Regions from separate parts of the Homo sapiens genome. Here region 2 is linked to region 1. Evidence: chromatin loops called from intact Hi-C (ENCODE). Cell type or tissue: PC-9. All regions are shown on one strand. Links, peaks and the distances in the headings refer to the core of each region. The heading gives the core; the rest is flanking DNA. Region 1 has its middle 23 kb from the start of LINC01176. Region 2 overlaps PLEKHA8 (pleckstrin homology domain containing A8).

Region 1 (9,361 bases), core at 1,779-6,778:
TCAACATTAGACAGATCAACGAGACAGAAAGTCAAAAAGGATACCCAGGAATTGAACTCAGCTCTGCACCAAGCAGACCTAATAGACATCTACAGAACTCTCCACCCCAAATCAACAGAATATACATTTTTTTCAGCACACCACACCACACCTATTCCAAAATTGACCACATACTTGGAAGTAAAGCTCTCCTCAGCAAATGTAAAAGAACAGAGATTATAACAAACTATCTCTCAGACCACAGTGCAATCAAACTAGAACTCAGGATTAAGAATCTCACTCAAAACCGCTCAACTACATGGAAACTGAACAACCTGCTCCTGAATGACTACTGGATACACAACGAAATGAAGGCAGAAATAAAGATGTTCTTTGAAACCAACGAGAACAAAGACACAACATACCAGAATCTCTGGGATGCATTCAAAGCAGTGTGTAGAGGGAAATTTATAGCACTAAATGCCCACAAGAGAAAGCAGGAAAGATGCAAAATTGACACCCTAACATCACAATTAAAAGAACTAGAAAAGCAAGAGCAAACACATTCAAAAGCTAGCAGAAGGCAAGAAATAACTAAAATCAGAGCAGAACTGAAGGAAATAGAGACACAAAAAACCCTTCAAAAAATTAATGAATCCAGGAGCTGGTTTTTTGAAAGGATCAACAAAACTGATAGATCACTAGCAAGACTAATAAAGAAAAAAAGAGAGAAGAATCAAATAGACACAATAAAAAATGATAAAGGGGATATTACCACCGATCCCACAGAAATACAAACTACCATCAGAGAATAGTACAAACACCTCTACGCAAATAAACTAGAAAATCTAGAAGAAATGGATAAATTCCTGGACACATACACTCTCCCAAGACTAAACCAGGAAGAAGTTGAATCTCTGAAGAGACCAATAACAGGAGCTGAAATTGTGGCAATAATCAATAGTTTACCAACCAAAAAGAGTCCAGGACCAGATGGATTCACAGCCGAATTCTACCAGAGGTACAAGGAGGAACTGGTACCATTCCTTCTGAAACTATTCCAATCAATAGAAAAAGAGGGAATCCTCCCTAACTCATTTTATGAGGCCAGCATCATTCTGATACCAAAGCCGGGCAGAGACACAACCAAAAAAGAGAATTTTAGACCAATGTCCTTGATGAACATTGATGCAAAAATCCTCAATAAAATACTGGCAAAACGAATCCAGCAGCACATCAAAAAGCTTATCCACCATGATCAAGTGGGCTTCATCCCTGGGATGCAAGGCTGGTTCAATATACACAAATCAATAAATGTAATCCAGCATATAAACAGAGCCAAAGACAAAAACCACATGATTATCTCAATAGATGCAGAAAAAGCCTTTGACAAAATTCAACAACCCTTCATGCTAAAAACTCTCAATAAATTAGGTATTGATGGGACGTATTTCAAAATAATAAGAGCTATCTATGACAAACCCACAGCCAATATCATACTGAATGGGCAAAAACTGGAAGCATTCCCTTTGAAAACTGGCACAAGACAGGGATGCCCTCTCTCACCACTCCTATTCAACATAGTGTTGGAAGTTTTGGCCAGGGCAATTAGGCAGGAGAAGGAAATAAAGGGTATTCAATTAGGAAAAGAGGAAGTCAAATTGTCCCTGTTTGCAGACGACATGATTGTATATCTAGAAAACCCCGTTGTCTCAGCCCAAAATCTCCTTAAGCTGATAAGCAACTTCAGCAAAGTCTCAGGATACAAAATCAATGTACAAAAATCACAAGCATTCTTATACACCAACAACAGACAAACAGAGAGCCAAATCATGAGTGAACTCCCATTCACAATTGCTTCAAAGAGAATAAAATACCTAGGAATCTAACTTACAAGGGATGTGAAGGACCTCTTCAAGGAGAACTACAAACCACTGCTCAAGGAAATAAAAGGATACAAACAAATGGAAGAACATTCCATGCTCACGGGTAGGAAGAATCAATATCGTGAAAATGGCCATACTGCCCAAGGTAATTTACAGATTCAATGCCATCCCCATCAAGCTACCAATGACTTTCTTCACAGAATTGGAAAAAACTACTTTAAAGTTCATATGGAACCAAAAAAGAGCCTGCATCGCCAAGGCGATCCTAAGCCAAAAGAACAAAGCTGGAGGCATCACACTACCTGACTTCAAACTATACTACAAGGCTACAGTAACCAAAACAGCATGGTACTGGTACCAAAACAGAGATATAGATCAATGGAACAGAACAGAGCCCTCAGAAATAACGCCACATATCTACAACTATCTGATCTTTGACAAACCTGAGAAAAACAAGCAATGGGGAAAGGATTCCCTATTTAATAAATGGTGCTGGGAAAACTGGCTAGCCATACGTAGAAAGCTGAAACTGGATCCCTTCCTTACACCTTATACAAAAATCAATTCAAGATGGATTAAAGACTTAAACGTTAGACCTAAAACCATAAAAACCCTAGAAGAAAACCTAGGCATTACCATTCAGGACATAGGCATGGGCAAGGACTTCATGTCCAAAACACCAAAAGCAATGGCAACAAAAGACAAAATTGACAAATGGGATCTAATTAAACTAAAGAGCTTCTGCACAGCAAAAGAAACTACCATCTGAGTGAACAGGCAACCTACAAAATGGTAGAAAATTTTCGCAACCTACTCATCTGACAAAGGGCTAATATCCAGAATCTACAATGAACTCCAACAAATTTACAAGAAAAAAACAAACAACCCCATCAAAAAGTGGGTGAAGGACATGAACAGACACTTCTCAAAAGAAGACATTTATGCAGCCAAAAAACACGTGAAAAAATGCTCATCATCACTGGCCATCAGAGAAATGCAAATCAAAACCACAATGAGATACCATCTCACACCAGTTAGAATGGCAATCATGAAAAAGTCAGGAAACAACAGGTGCTGGAGAGGATGTGGAGAAATAGGAACACTTTTACACTGTTGGTGGGACTGTAAACTAGTTCAACCATTGTGGAAGTCAGTGTGGCGATTCCTCAGGGATCTAGAACTAGAAATACCATTTGACCCAGCCATCCCATTACTGGCTATATACCCAAAGGACTATAAATCATGCTGCTATGAAGACACATGCACACGTATGTTTACTGCGGCATTATTCACAATAGCAAAGACTTGGCACCAACCCAAATGTCCAACAATGATAGACTGGATTAAGAAAATGTGGCACATATACACCATGGAATACTATGCAGCCATAAAAAATGATGAGTTCATCTCCTTTGTAGGGACATGGATGAAACTGGAAATCATCATTCTCAGTAAACTATCGCAAGAACAAAAAACCAAACACCGCATATTCTCACTCATAGGTGGGAACTGAACAATGAGATCACATGGACACAGGAAGGGGAATATCACACTCTGGGGACTGTGGTGGGGTGGGGGCAGGGGGGAGGGATAGCATTGGGAGATATACCTAATGCTAGATGACGAGTTAGTGGGTGCAGCGCACCAGCATGGCACATGTATACATATGTAACTAACCTGCACAATGTGCACATGTACCCTAAAACTTAAAGTATAAAAAATAAAATAAAATAAAATAAAGCAAAACAAAACTATCAAATCTATTCAGGGAAGGGATCTAGGCAAATGCAGAATGTTTTTCCTGGCAGTATCTAAGATTTCAATCTCCTCATTCTCCCAGTGAGGAAACTGGTGTCAGAGAGCAAAAGATACTCACTCAAGGTCACTTTAACTACTGGTAGAACAAGAACAGGGCTTCTGTCTGGTTTTATTTTCCCTCTGTTCTGATAGGGTTTGTGACCTTCAGTTCACTCTGCAACTGACCATCTTTCTGCCAAGTCTATCACCTGGTGACACAGGATTTTTTTCTTGGCCACTTTGTAAGCCAGGGACCTCTGGCCAGCGACGCCCCACCTGGGCCTTGCTCAGCCATGCTACCCTGCTGCAGGAGACAGCCTGCCCGGGACAAGTCTGGCTTGTGCACTGGTTCCCGGGTGCTTGTCCCGCACCCAAGAAGAATGAGGATATGTTGACAATCGAAGAGTGAGCAAGGCAAGGAGTCTGAGTGATGAAACAGCTTTCAGCGGAGAGGGGATACAGGGGTGGTCCCCCTACCTGAAGGTGGGAAAGTCCCCCCACTGTGGCTGAGTCTGGGGCTTTTATGGGCTGAGAATGGGAAAGGGGCAGGTCATAGGTAGTATTGGAAAAGGCAACATTCGATTGGTTAAAAGGCATTATTCAGAAAGAATCAATCAGGAAAGGGCGGGCAAACAGAAACAGAAGTTCTCACTCTAGGTCGCGGGTTTCATCAGGGACCAGCAATCCGGCCTTTCACCCCTCAGGCTGTTTTTTGGCTTTAAGGTGGGGTTTCACCTGGGACCTGTCCCATTTACCTAGGCATTTGGCTGCCTTCTGTCACTATCACTGGTTCCAATCTGCTAGGGCAAGTTATGCAAAATAGAGCTCTTTCCCCAAGGACACAGATGGGGTCTCTTTAATGTTCCTAGGATTTCTTCAGGAAGCCTGGTCTTTTCTCCTATATTCAGTTGCTACAAGTTGCAGGACTCTGGGGTCATGTCTCATGGCTGGAGTCACAGGCTGGGAGCACCCTGCAGAATGGCAAGTGACATCTTGACTCTACAGAGCCAACAGCCCGGGAGCACCACACAGAATGGCAGGTGACATCTTGGCTCTACAGAGCCAACAGCTTCGTCACTGGCTACAGATCCTCCATCCCCCAACCATGAGACTGGAACAAAGGAAGTAACTGGGTACATTCCAGAGAAGTGGAGAAGGTTGCAATTGAGTGACTTTCATCACAAGAGGGCAGCATGTGTCCAGTAATTAATCCATTATGTAAGTGGCCAAAGGATTCAACCGTGCATGGGGTCTGGTGACTGGCACATTGTTCTATTTAAATAAGGCTCAAACCAAAGTACATTGTGTTAAAAACAATTTTAAGCCCATTCATCCATGAGTTCAAAGATATCAATAAGTGCAAGAGTTGGCTGAGGGCACCTTAAAAGAACACTATTGTGGCAAGTTCTCTGGAGACTGAGGATCTGGGTTCAAATCCCGGTACTACCAGAAGCTGTGTGAGCTTGGACAAATGACTTAGCATTTCTGTACCTGAGCTCCCCATCCATAAGAGTTTTATAAAACAGTGCTCCCCTTGCAGAATTGTCTGGTTGTGAGTAAATGAATTAATAGGTGTAAAGCACTTTAAACGGTACCCAGTAGCAACTCCTGTTACCTAATGAGAACTTTTTCCTCTAGCACTGCCTTAATGAGCATCAGGGATAGGGCAAGAGAAGAAAAGAGACTCTGCCAGGCCATCCTTCCTAACATTAAGAGCCCCTCTACGACACTGCCATTTTCAAACTGATAGCAAAGTCCAGTCTTTTAAGCCCAGAGACTGGAACCCATTTCCAAGGCTGAATACCTGTGGGATTGGAACTAACTATTGTCTATACTTGAAATTGTCTTCAGTCTTATTCTGTCAAGAAGCCACATGTCCCAGTGAACACATATCCAGAAACATAGATCAGGAAAGCCAAAAACCAATTTGCATTTTGATTTGATTTCACAGATGTTAGAGTGTATCATCTGGCTTTCCACACTAAAATCATATGATTGAAGGTTCTTTGATGTCAGCATTTGGTTCTCTTTCCAGCACTCCTTTCATTCACTGATGAACATTGCTCCTGATTCCCCTGCCTGCAGCAAAAATGAATGAGTGAGCCGGAGAGGAGAGTAGGAAGGAAGGAGATGAGAACAGAATAGAACAGCAAGGAAGGACGTGGGTGGGCTAATTCCTGGAATCTTAACTTCCACCCTCTATTGCCACCATCCTATTGATGTGTCCAGGGAGGACTGGCCTGGTGCCTAAGGCCATCAGCTGCATCCTAAGCACACTGACGTTTCCTGGAGCCAGTAAGCTCATCACCTGCTGAACAGCTGTGGGGACAGCTCACCTGCCCACTGCTGCTTTCAGATTCCCAACTGGATATTCACTAGGTGATGTGTAAGATCTTCCTTCTGCTGAGAAAATGCACTTAGCTTGTTTCCAATTCACTTTCCCAGGAGAACTCACGGGTGATGAAGACTCTTCCACTTGAATCCTCTAGTCCATTGCTTCTCATTATCACCCCTGTAAGGAGACATTTTAGATATTTTCCCCAATCTCTCTCCCATCTTGAAATTTTAATACCACTGATATACTGTGTTTCTGTTTATGTACAACTGCAACCCTCTGAAGGCCACAAACCATCGAATAACTAAGTTCCTTTTTGTCTCCCAAGAATTAATTTTGCCCCTGTGGGGATGATAAAGCTCTTACTGAAAATCTCATCAAACCCTAGATAAGTCTTCTCATGCTTGTTGTCTCCAAGAACCCTTCTATCACCCTCTCTTTCTGTGTAGAGCGATTTGCTTTCTGCACATTATTCAACTTTCAATACATCTTAATAGTTATAAATTTAACATTCTTATTCTCTTTTCACTCTATCCTAAAGACAGTTTTATCTATGTGCAAGAACTGTGCTTATATTAGGAAAAGCAGTGCTGTTTGTGAAAGGGGAACAGGCCCTCCTAGCAGGGACAGTTGTTGCCTGAAGCCTTCTGGTCCCAGTTGCTTCAGAGATGAATTTCTGCAACATGTCCCGAATTACTGCCACCTGGCCTTTGGGGAGAACTTGAGGCTAACTTTGGCTTTGCTGCTGTGCAAACTTCCCTTTCTCACTTTCCAGTTCCCCCTCCCTAACTCCCCCTCTAAGAGACCCAGTGATACCCAGAATTCCCTTTTAAAATAGAACCCAGGCCTCTGCCACTCCGGGCTGCCTACTTCCCACATCAGCCCACCCCATGCATCATTGCTGAGCTTCGCTAGGTGTTGGGGACATCAGACTCATTCAGGCAATTCAGAATAAAACGCAACTGTCTCACAGGACTACCCATGTCAGATAGTTTAATATCAGAAGAGGAGCTGGCTGATCCAAAAACTCTACTTAGAAACACAAAGGATGAGAAACTTCAGGTCAAGATAATCTTCATTTCTCCTCAATTGTCTTCCCCACAGTTCCAGAATCATTCCAGGGTATGGTTGGCATTTCTGAAAGGGTTTGATCCCTGCAACACCTTAAGCAGAGCTCAAAGTCCATCTACTTTCTATCTATCCAACCATCCATTTGTTTCACAAATAAATACTGAACATCTGCTTTAGGCCAGGTACTGTGCTGGCTGATAGGAAATGGTTAGTGTCATGTCTGGACTTTTTACCCTACTTGCAAGTTAGTAAGTTAGACTGTTACTGTTTTGTGGATGCTGGCACAGGACGCAAGCCTCCTGGGTCAGAAGCACAGGACTTTATGATCGACAGAACAGTAGACAACATGAGCACGAGCATGTCTGCATCAGCCCCTGTGCCCCGTAGCCCACGAAGACAGTGTGCTGGGGCACAGGTGGATGCTACACATACAGTGGCTTTGCATGGCAGCTGAAGAACACTGAGCTTGAGGAGCCTGCCATTTTATAGCAAGCAGTAGCAAGTCTGCTCTCCGAACTGGAGGGAGCTACTACTTTATCCTCAAGGTTGTCTGCTGCGAACATAATGTCTGCTGAGAAGCAGTCTGAGTAGAGTGGTCAGGGCCTCGCCTTGTGTGCTTACCCAGCAAGAATGTGCTGGATGCTCAGGACTCAGGGCAGATCACCTCTCTCAACAGTGAACTAAAAACACGCAGAGAGCCTACACTCGCAGCACATACGGTCTAGTGGGGAAGATGGATATATTTATTCAAACCACCAAGTGGGTAACTGCCAAACTGCAACCATGATGAGTGCCCAAGGAAAGGTGCAAGGGCTTTCAGGGCCTATCATAGGCGTACCGTTCTCCCTTGAAATCAAGGACACAATCTGCAGGGAGGACAGTGAGGTTCAGTAAATGAACAGCATGGGCCAAGGCCCCATGGCTCCGAGGAGCCTGGCCATGAAAACTGGATCATAGAACTCAAGGAGGAGCACAGCACAGGTGGAGCTGGGAAATACAAGGTAAGGGCCCACCCCAAGACAGGCCAGTGTTTCTTAAACTGTATACTGTGACCTGCTAGGAGGTTGTGAAAGCAATGGGGTGTACGCCCAACCTCTGTTTTTAAAAAATGAAACAGAATAGAATATCAGAGTCCACCACAGAGTAGCACCAAGAAGCAGTGAAAAGCACGGGTCTGGACCCAGACTGCCACTCATTAACTGTACAACCTCAGACAAGCAACTGAACCTCTCTGTGCCCAAGTGGCTTCAGCTTTAAAGTGGTCATAAGAACATGTGCATCGCATGGGTTCTTACAGGGACTAGATGAGTTACTATTCACAGCACAGCAAGAACAGTGTCTGGCAATCAGTAACTGCCATGCAAGTATTTGTTAATCAAATAAAGGGTAAGTATTGTCTTGTGACACTTTTATAAAATATACATCAAGTGTACTGAGTTTCAATATAAACTGTCTTTATTGCGAGTAAAGGTCAAAAAAGTTTAAGAATTTTGGTCTTTCACAGAAATCTGAAGCCCCTGAAAGATTTCATCAGAGAGGAGTGGCACCAACAGGTTTACATTCCGAAAAGATGGCTTTGGCTGCAGTATGAAGTTGAGGACCTTATGAGACAACCAGCTGGGAGGCTCTCGCAGAAGTTGAGGCAGAGATGATGGTGGCTCATGGGCAGCACTAAGAAATAGCCACAGGGACCCATAGGCACTGATATTGCATGCAGAGATCTTGAGAGCTGTTTTGTGCATTCTGTGGCTAGGTCGCCGATTAGTGGAGAAAATTTTGTGATGGCATCTGAATCTACCTGGAACATCAGTGCCTATATTGGTCACAGCTTCTCTGGTGGCAAATAACAACATCCTTCTCTGGGTATCTTAAGCAAATGGGGGCATTTATAGGATAAATCCACTGGGGGCTAGCACACCAGCATGGAAAATGTGGTGGGGGGGGCAGGAACCAAGATAGTTCTGGAAGGCTAAGAAATACAGGAAGCAGGATCAACACCACCAGTACTCCACTGATACATTCATGAATGACTTCTAATAGTACCGTCTTGGTTTTACTCTTAATATTCAAAGTTCTTGGCAGACACAGCCAATCAACCAAGGTCAGGTCACAGGCAATGCCTTAGCTGACAGGAGACAGAGAGAGGGAGGATGTTAGCCCCTTTGTCTTTCATAGTGGGAGCTGGGGCAGTCACCCACCCAGATGACTCACAGTGGGAGATTTTCCCAGAATAGAAAGGGGCACCACCGGAATGGGTGAAGGATGGCACAGGGGGCACTGATGGTACAGGGAG
Region 2 (9,361 bases), core at 2,263-7,262, 350 kb after region 1:
CTGCAGCCTCAACATCCCTGGCGCAAGTGATCCTCCCACCTCAGGCCCCCAAGTAGCTAGAACTACAGGCTGGTACCACCACACATGGCTAATTTTTGAATGTTTTGAAGAGACAGGGCTTCGCCATGTTGCCCAGGCTGGTCTTGAACTTGTGAGCTCAAGTGATCTGCCTGCCTTGGCCTCCCAAAGCGCTTTGGCATGTATTTTTAAAAGCAGAGCTACTAGGAGAGTAACCTCTGAATTCTTTATAGTGACTATGCTTAAGGCAAATTGACTTGTATGGACAATAACCAGTGGAAAGAGGTCAAACAAGCACCCAGAGATGCCCTTTGTTAATTTCAGGCACTGTTAAGACTAACGCTTGTGCTGCCAGCCAATCCTGCCAGTGGAGGCATATGCTGCAAATGGTTCTGGAAAGAGTATTACAATTCACATTCCATAGTATTTTCAGAATGGCCAACTTATGATTTGATGTCAAATATCTGATTATGAGTTCTGACTTTATCTCTCTCACTTATCTCTCCTTATCTGTGAAAGCCTTTCATATTAAATACATGACTGAGCATCCTTTTAAAATTTTTTCTATTCTGTGCCAGAAAAGGATCTTGGTTGGGTTAACTTTTACTGACATTTATGGGATCATTCTGAGATGAGATATGTGGCAATATGTTATCCCACTGAGCACAGAGCATATAACATTTAATACAATGGTGCATGAAATGCCAGAGCAACTTTTCTTCCTTCCACTTGCAAGGATGCTTTCCAAAACCTCTTTCTGATGTGGAATATGCAATGGAGAGGGGGACTCAGCTCTAAAGCAGATTATTAAACATATCTGCCTTGTGAACCCAACTCCCTCCTGAAAATGACCTCTAAAGAATGTTAGGACACTAAGGGAACACAGCAGCTCTTAGCATGAAACCACCCAAAATGTTCCACTCTGATTATCATTATGGGGAAGCCAAGTGATGGCTCAAGTGCAAAAAGGGGCAGTGTAAAGTCTAAGGCTCCTTCCAGATGCTGGAAGTATTCCAGGTCACAGAACTGCAGCAATACAATAACTAGAGATGCATTTTCCAGAAAGGTAAAGGAGACAAGGCTTCTACAATGTTATTTAGGACTTCTACATATAAATGTACTATTTCCAAGGCCATTAAGACCATACAAGTTTCATGAACATTCACCTCAAACCTTACTTAAGCAGTATTTTTATTGGAAAGCTGTCTAATTATGATGAAAAGGAGGAAAATAAACTGATGCTATAACTAATTTCAGCAGTTTTACTCCTGCTTATTAAAAATCTCTTAGATGCAGTCAAAATCACAAAATTATCAAGATGTAGACAAGTGACAGGTGAACCTCAAAGGCCTAAGTCTAGATGACTAGGTCTCAAACTTCAGCATGGATTAGAATCATCTGAAAGACTTGTTAAAACACGGACTGCCAGGCCCCAGCCTCAGTGTCTGATTCAGCAGGTCTGGGGTGGAACCGGATAGTCTGCATTTCTAATGAGTTTTCAGGTGATAAAGATGCTGCTGACCTTGGAACAGCTTGAGAACCACCGATGGAGATTTTGAGACCCTAGGGAAGGTATTTATCCTCTTTAAACCTCAGTTTATTCACTGGAGAGTATTTGGAAGATTAAATAAAATATTTATCAAAAACTTAGTGTAGTAGTTACACTGGGTGCTCTGTAAGTGATAGCTGTTTTTAAATTCAACTTTAGAATTTAAAAAAGCCAACAAACTTGCCTATATATGGCATATAAATTGCACACACTCTCTTTTACCTACTCACTCACCCTCCCTCATTTCAAACAAGGTATCAGTTCTACTTATGAAGGCTGGGACTTCAAAATGAGAAAAAGGAACCATTATCCCAGAAGAAATATGCATCAAGGAGCCTACAGGTTCTGAGTAACTATTGTGTAAACATTTCTCAAAAAACCGTTTACGCAGAGCTTGTTGTGTCTGTGTCTGTGGGAGGGGAGGGTGGGTTTAACAGGGGAACTTTGGAGGGAGGGTGGGTTTAATAGGGGAACTTTATCTCCTCATACTAAGCAGCAGCAAGAAACTAGGGATTTCCACAAAGATAGGATTTAAATCATAAACACCTTCTTTGAAATAAGCCTGAACATCAGGACAAAAATGTCAAATTTACAGCCTCCCTTCTCTTTTCCATTGAAAATTGTGCCGAAGGAGAAGAGAGGGAAGAAAAAGCTGAGACTGGCTGTGATTATTGCAGTCACAAAGCAGCATTTGCCCTTCAAAGTCTCCTCTTTCTTCACAAAGTCAATACATCCCCTGGGCCCAGTCTCCAAATCAAGTACAACATTTGATGAGAAACCTTGAGGAGAAAAGGAGAGAGAAAAGTGGGCAGAATTGGGGTTGGGACTGGATAGAAATGGTATATCCTGTTTCCTTTCTATGTCTAGGGGGGTCAAAGCCCATAAGCAGCTGGGTTCCGTTCCACCCCAGCTCTTCCAGTGGGCTAAATGGGATCAGCATTGTCCTACTCCCCTTCCATAGACAGCCCTAACAAAGTAATAGCAGCATGAGACAAGCGGAGTCCACTGGGCACACAGTGCTAAACCCTGTATCTTCTGCATTTCCAACAGGTGGAGAAGTCTTTCTGCTAGCATGAAAATTCCATACTAATAAGTTAGTTTGAAGTGAAGTTTCTGGCTTGGCACCTAAGCTTTGTAAACTTTCCATTACTGATGTGGGACAAATAAGTCTTATTTTCTGGCAGGTTATTAACTTCATATATCATGATTATGATAATGATGACAAAACATCATTATCACAACAATAGATGCTAATCTTGACGACTGAGCATTGTTTTTTTGTTTGTTTGTTTGTTTTTGAGACAGGGTCTGGTCTCACTCGATTGCCCAGACTGGAGTACAGTGCCATGATCACAATTCACTGCAGCCTTGACCTCCTGGGTTCAAGCAATCTTCCCACCTCAGCCCCCTAAGTAGCTGGGACTACAGGCACGCAACACCATACTCAGCTAATTTTTGTAGAGATGGAGTTTTGCCGTGTTGCATAGGCTGGTCTCAAACTCCTGAACTCAAGTGATCCTCCTGCCTCAGTCTCCGAAAGTACAGGCATGAGCCACCACACCCGGCCACACTGAGTGTTTTGCGTACCAAATACTTCTGTAATTTTTTCACATGCACATGCACCTACTTAATATTTACAACCACCTTGTTAGGGAAATAATATCACCATTCCCATTTTATAGATGAACAAAGTGAGGATCAGAGAGGTTAAATAACTTGCCTAAGGGCAGAGCACTAATAAGTGGCAGAATCCAGAGAGCCACTCCAGAGCTCCTGATCCTACACTCCACAAGCCATAAAGCTTGACAGATACTGGCTAGGGGGCATGAGTAGACATGCTGAATATACTTTTAGTACTTGAAATCAGGACACAGAGGGGAGAATATAACTGAGACCATCCTGAAATTCAGGGATGTATGGGGAATGTAAAAATGCAGGTGGCCCAGGAATGGTGGAAAAGACCCTTTGTAGGAGAAATGTGGACCTTCAAAGCAGGGGCCTCAAAGCCACTCTGCTTCAGACCTTATGCTGGTCTTAAGCAATATTTTAATCTTACAGTTCCCTAACCTGTAAAAATGGATTGAAATGAGGATTAAGTTTATGAAGTCTACATTGTTCACAAAGTGCTATAGAAATGTCAGCTCTCATTTTTATGGCAGATCAGCAGTTGCTAGATGGGGCAGACTCGGGAAATCACGTGGGGGCAGAATTCTTGAGGACTCATGGCCCAGAGAGAGGACTAACAGAAGGAGGTAGAACCCAACTGTGACACTGAAAAAAAGCCACAGAGAACACTAGCTCCCTCTCAAACCAGAAGCATCTAATTAGTTTATGTCACAGTTCATTTTTTTCTCCACACACGCCTCATGGCCCATGCTAGAAGAATTTCCTATAGATCAATGGTGAGAGTTCAGCCACTCCATTAGAAGCACTCTAAGGATGCTCCCCAATCTCAACATTTTCCAAAACTGGTCTGATAAATGGCTCTATCCACACATCCATCCATCTACCTACCTGTCCAATGTTTATTAAGCACCTACAATGTTGCAGTCACTACTTTAAGGTGCTGGAGATATAAGATGATCTCCTCTGACCAAGCCCTTCATCCCATTTTGGCTTTATGACTAGAAACTGGGACGCACACAGCATTATATATTTGAGGAGTTACACGACGACGACGAAAACCTTTACTCTTACTCCAGAACAAATCCCTGGGATTCCCCCACGCCAACCCGCTGTTATGGTGTTCAAGCTTTTCTTTGTATACTGATTTTCAAAGACTATAATATATTTGAAGATTTAGGAAAACTAACTTCTTGATAATATTAGGTCTTCCTATTATGTTTAAGAGATGGCTTTCCACTTATTCAGCACGTCTTTAAAATATACTGATTTTTAGTAAGTTACATCTAGATTACCAGGTCATTGTCTCATAGGTACTTTTAAACAAAGCATATAAGAAGCAATGAATAATAATGAAATAAGAAAAGAAACAAAATCAAATTCTGAAAAGCAGAAATATCCCCTATACCCTGTATCCTCCTCTAGGGGTCTCCATTCCACAGTCTATTGACTCATTCAACAAAACATAAAGAACACTTACTTAGGGCTGTCTGGATATCCTTCTCCCCATTTTTCACTTCTGTCAAAAATCCCTTCAAAAATTTGAGACCTCTAAAACAAAATAAAGGAAGAAATATTATTTTCAAAGTTCACTTATGTTGAGTGGGTATAAAGAAATGGCAGACATCAGCTTCCATTTCAGTAACATCTTAGGCACAGCAGTGAATAGGTCAAATCATATGGCAGTCCTTCCTGAACCTCTTCCCTTCACTTCCCTTTAGCTTGCTCTGGAGCCCATCTTTCATCTCATCTGATATACCTAAAGAAGTGGTTTTCAAAATGTGTCCCAGGACTAGTGGCTTTAGCATCACCTGGGAATTTGCTAGAAATGCAAATTCTGGGGCCCCACCCGAGTTACTGAATCAGAAACTGTTTCCGAGTCTAGTGTTTTTAACAAGTCCTCCAGATGATTCTGATGCCACTGAAGTTGGAGAGCCACTGATTTAAAGAGAAGCCAGTTGACTTTAATGCCTTTAAGATTCCTATCTTATATATACTTATCAACAATATTTATCACCATCAAAAGAGAGGCAAAAAAAAAATAAGGTGGTATTATTCATTAGGCCTTCTAGAAAAGGCTACACAATTCAACTAGATCCTTCACTCAGAAGTAGTCTCCTTTGTGTAACAATTTTTTTTGCTGGTAATTTTTTTTGAGCTAGATTTTAACTGCTGTCCCACCCCAGCTGCCTCACCTCTTCAGCCACAAGAGGGCTTCAGTCGCTGAGTTCCTAACCTGGGCTACATCCGCCTCCACTTCGTGCAGCACTATCTTCTGGAGAGTGGTAAACTCTTCTTTGTTGGTTATATACTTCTGATTTACTTTCTGGAGGGAAAGCAGGGAAACAACCTAAGTTTAAAATGCTGAAGTTATCAAGCAACTCAGTATAGTCTGGAGACTTGTAAGTTTGGCAAGCAGGCCTCTAAGAAAATAAATTAAGCTCCTATTACCTTCTTCCTTATGTTTTCATGATAGTATTTGTTTTGGAGAATTCTATGTAGCTTAAACTGGAATTAAATAGTCTCAGGGTTTAAAGTTTTGTTCTTAAAGTTATTTTTTCTGCCTCAGAACCTCTCTCATGCTTGTCTTTGGCAGATACTTTTCACTCTGAATATAAAACTCAACAATCATTTGTTCTAATGAGACTACTTGCAACTGTTCCACCTAAATACAATAAAGAAAGGTATACCTACAGGAATTCCTAATAGTGCTTCCTCAAAGACTAGTCTCCAATGACAAAAAAGATTTTTATTGGGCACTGTATCCTCAAGAAGGTAACATTTAATCTGCATTTAAAAGGGGACCCATCCCTTATTTTACCTGGAAGAAAGAGGCTCAGAGATTTGGTGAGTTGTTGATGGTCCCACAACTACCACTGGAAATGGGCCTTTTGAGTCCCAGACCACTGACAGCTATTTTCACTATATAACCTATCTTTTAGAAAAATATAACTTATCACCATTTAAACCTAAAAAAGCACAGAATCAGTGTGGACATTAGAGTGAAACCCTACTGATCCACACGGTGCACATGAAAAGGCAGTCCTGGTTTCATTTTAAAAATGAATCTTCTACTCCCCATAAAGCTTAACTCTAGCATATAATAAAGGCTTAGTAATTCCCTTACTGAGCATTCACAGTGTGAGAAGAAAGATGCTTGCTCTCTTAAAAGAACAGTGACACATTTTTCACTTTTTGATTTATTCTGGCCAAGCACAAAAATGTTGAGAACATTTTCCTTTATTTAAAAGTTTCCACAGAGACAAACCAGTATGCTCACCTTAATATTTCCAACAAGATCCATCTTAACAGGAGCAAACACTGTAGGGCCAAGTTTGTCTAGAAGAAAAGATTAAAAACATTTCTGAAAAAGCAATTTTTAAGTGGCAATATTTTTTATAATAAAGTAATAATAAATTTAGCAGATCCCCAACAACTTTAATTTTTGCTTCCAAATCATTTATCTAAACATAATCTTCAAAAGCTCCCAGGATACTATTACCATCTTTTTCTATTACACTACTCCAAGGTGAGTTATAATGAGGCCCTAAGTGACAGGTGAGATGAAGATAATCTTATAAGTTTAGGATTCATATAGTAATCCTTAGGGCTGCACTGTCCAATATGGTAGCCACCAGATATGTGGCTAGTTAGTACTTGCAGCGTGGCTAGTACTAACCAAAATGTACTGGAAGTAAAATACGTACCAGATTAGGAAGACTGAGTATGAAAAAGAGATTGCAAAATATCTCATTAATGATTCTTTCGGTTTGTTTGTTTTTTTGAGATGGAGTCTCTCGCTCTGTCCCCAGGCTGGAGTGGAGTAGCATGATCTCGGCTCACTGCAACCTCCACCTCCCAGGTTCAAGCGATTCTCCCTCAGCCTCCCGAGTAGCTGAGATTACAGATGCCCACCACCACGCCCAGCTAATTTTTGTATTTTCAGTAGAGACGGGCTTCACCATGTTGGCCAGGCTGGTCTCGAACTCCTAATCTCAAGTCATCTGCCCACCTCAGCCTCCCAAAGTGCTGGGATTACAGGCGTGAGCCACCATGCTCAGACTCATTAATGATTCTTTTTTCTGGGGGGACGGAGTCTCGCTCTGTCACCAGGCTAGAGTGCAGTGGCATGATCTCAGCTCACTGCAACCTCCGACTCCCTGGTTCAAGCGATTCTCCTGCCTCAGCCTCCCAGGTAACTGGGATTACAGGCATGTGCCATCACGTTGGCCAAGACGGTCTCGATCTCCTGACTTTGTGACCCACTTGCCTCGGCCTCCCAAAGTGCTGGGATTACAGGCGTGAGCCACCATGCCCGGCCCAATGATTCTTTTATATTTATTACATGTTAAGATATTTTAGATATTCTAGGTTTTAAAATAATTAAAATTAATTTGTGTTTACTATGTTAATATGCCTACTAGAAAACTTAAAATTACATATGTGGTTTGAATATTTCTGTTGGGCAAGAACAATGACTAAAAAATAAAACAAAGAGGTATAGCTAAAAAGCCAAAAGAGAAAAGATAGAGGAATTCTTAAAAAAAAAAAAAAAATACTTGATTGATCTAAAAGAAAGGCAGGGACAAAGATAGGTAGCTAAGAGGCCAAAAGAGGAAATAAAACAGAATACTAAAAAAAAAATTGATTAACTGGCTAGAGATCAGGAAAGGAGTAAAAAGGGAACAAAGAACATACAGAGAAAAGCAGAAAATAAGTAGCAAGATGATAGAAACAAATACCAAGATAATGAATGAAATTCATCCAAACAATGTAATTCATTACATTAACAAATTACAGGAAAAAAATGACTTCAGCAAATACAGAAAAAGCATTTTATGAAGTTAACTCATTCATGATTATAAAAACAACTCAGCATATAAACATAATTTGCATGTACATGCTATTAATAATCGGAAAATGAAATAAAACACTTTTTACAACAGAATAAAAAAATAAAATTCTAAAACTTATTCCTAACAAAAGAATATGATAGCTATACACTAAAAACTAGATAGAACATTCTTCAGAGAAAATTAAAATGACTTAAGTAAATAGATACAGCATCCTCATGGATTGGAAGACTCAATGCTTTTGTTTTTGAGACAGGGTCTTGCTCTGTCAACTAGGATGGAGTGCAGTGGTGCAGCCACGGCTCACTGCAGCCTTGATATCCCAGGCTCGTGTGATTCTCCTGCATCAGCCTCCCAAGTAGCTGGGACTACAGGCTTGCGCCATCACACCTGGCTAATTTTTTTCATAGAGACAGGGTCTTACTTTGTTGCCTAGGCCAGGATCAAACTCCTGGTTTCAAGCGATCCTCCTGCCTTGGCCTCCCAAAGTGCTGGGATTACAGTTATAAGCCAGTGAGCCCAGCCTTCGATGTTGTTTAAGATGTCAGCTTTCCCCTAATTGGTTTAGAGATATAATGTAATCTTAATCAAAATCCTAAAAAGCTTTTAAATAGGAATTGAACAGCTAAAATTTATCAAAAGGCCTAGAATTTCCATAACAATCTTGAAAAAGAAAAAACTGAGAGACTTACATTATCTGATTTCAAGCCTTATAATAATTAAGACACCATAAGATCATTGGAACAGAAAAGAGAGTCCAGAAACAGTCCCATATTATAAGCATTATAAGTTCAATTGGTTTTTGACAGAGCTGCCAAAGCAATGTAAAAAGGAAAACATATTTTGACCCACGGTTCTTGAGCAACCAGTTACCACAAGGAAAAAAAAAAAAAAAAAAGAACCTCAACTCCCTACCTCACACCACACACAAAAAATAATTCCAGTGGTTCATAGGCACAAATGTAAAAGTTAGAAGAGTCTAGAAGAAAACAGAATATCTTCATGACCTTTGGGATAGGTAAAGATTTCTTAAGACACTAAAAGCACTAAGTATAAAAGAAGAAACTGGACTTCATGGAAATTTAAAACTTCTGAAAAGGCATCATTAAGAAAAGGAGGAGGCAAGCCATGCTCTGGGGGAAAATATTCACATGTCTACAATGGAATTTTAATTAAGAATATATAAAGAACTCTCCCAACTCAGTAATAAAAAGAAAAACAATTAACTTTTAAAAATGGGTGAAAGATCTGAACAGACATTTCACAATGGAAGAGATAGGGATGGCCAATAATTATAAAAAAAAAGTGCTCAATATCA

Evidence for each region. Peaks named below come from ENCODE experiments on the same cell type or tissue, not always from the same donor. Only the 100,000 strongest peaks of a DNase experiment are listed, where the experiment ranks them.
Region 2: a loop joins it to region 1, with 7 times the contacts of the local background. A loop is called at or near these places in 7 of 110 quality-filtered maps.

The regions. Positions count from the first base shown.
Region 1 is chr7:30,408,711-30,418,071 of GRCh38, reverse strand. No RefSeq gene overlaps it. Among named protein-coding and RNA genes, the nearest start is that of LINC01176, 23 kb to the right of the region's middle. RefSeq lists an enhancer at 4,611-4,680. In PC-9, for the core only: CTCF peaks have their summits at 4,623 and 4,827 (motif pointing right); a DNase peak (open chromatin) is centred at 4,821.
Region 2 is chr7:30,058,052-30,067,412 of GRCh38, reverse strand. It overlaps PLEKHA8 (pleckstrin homology domain containing A8), which reads right to left. Exons shown (of 14, transcript NM_001197026.2): 10 at 6,471-6,529; 11 at 5,386-5,516; 12 at 4,671-4,741. Among named protein-coding and RNA genes, the nearest start is that of PLEKHA8, 34 kb to the right of the region's middle. In PC-9, for the core only: CTCF peaks have their summits at 4,406, 4,605, 5,301 and 5,500; DNase peaks (open chromatin) are centred at 4,622 and 5,372.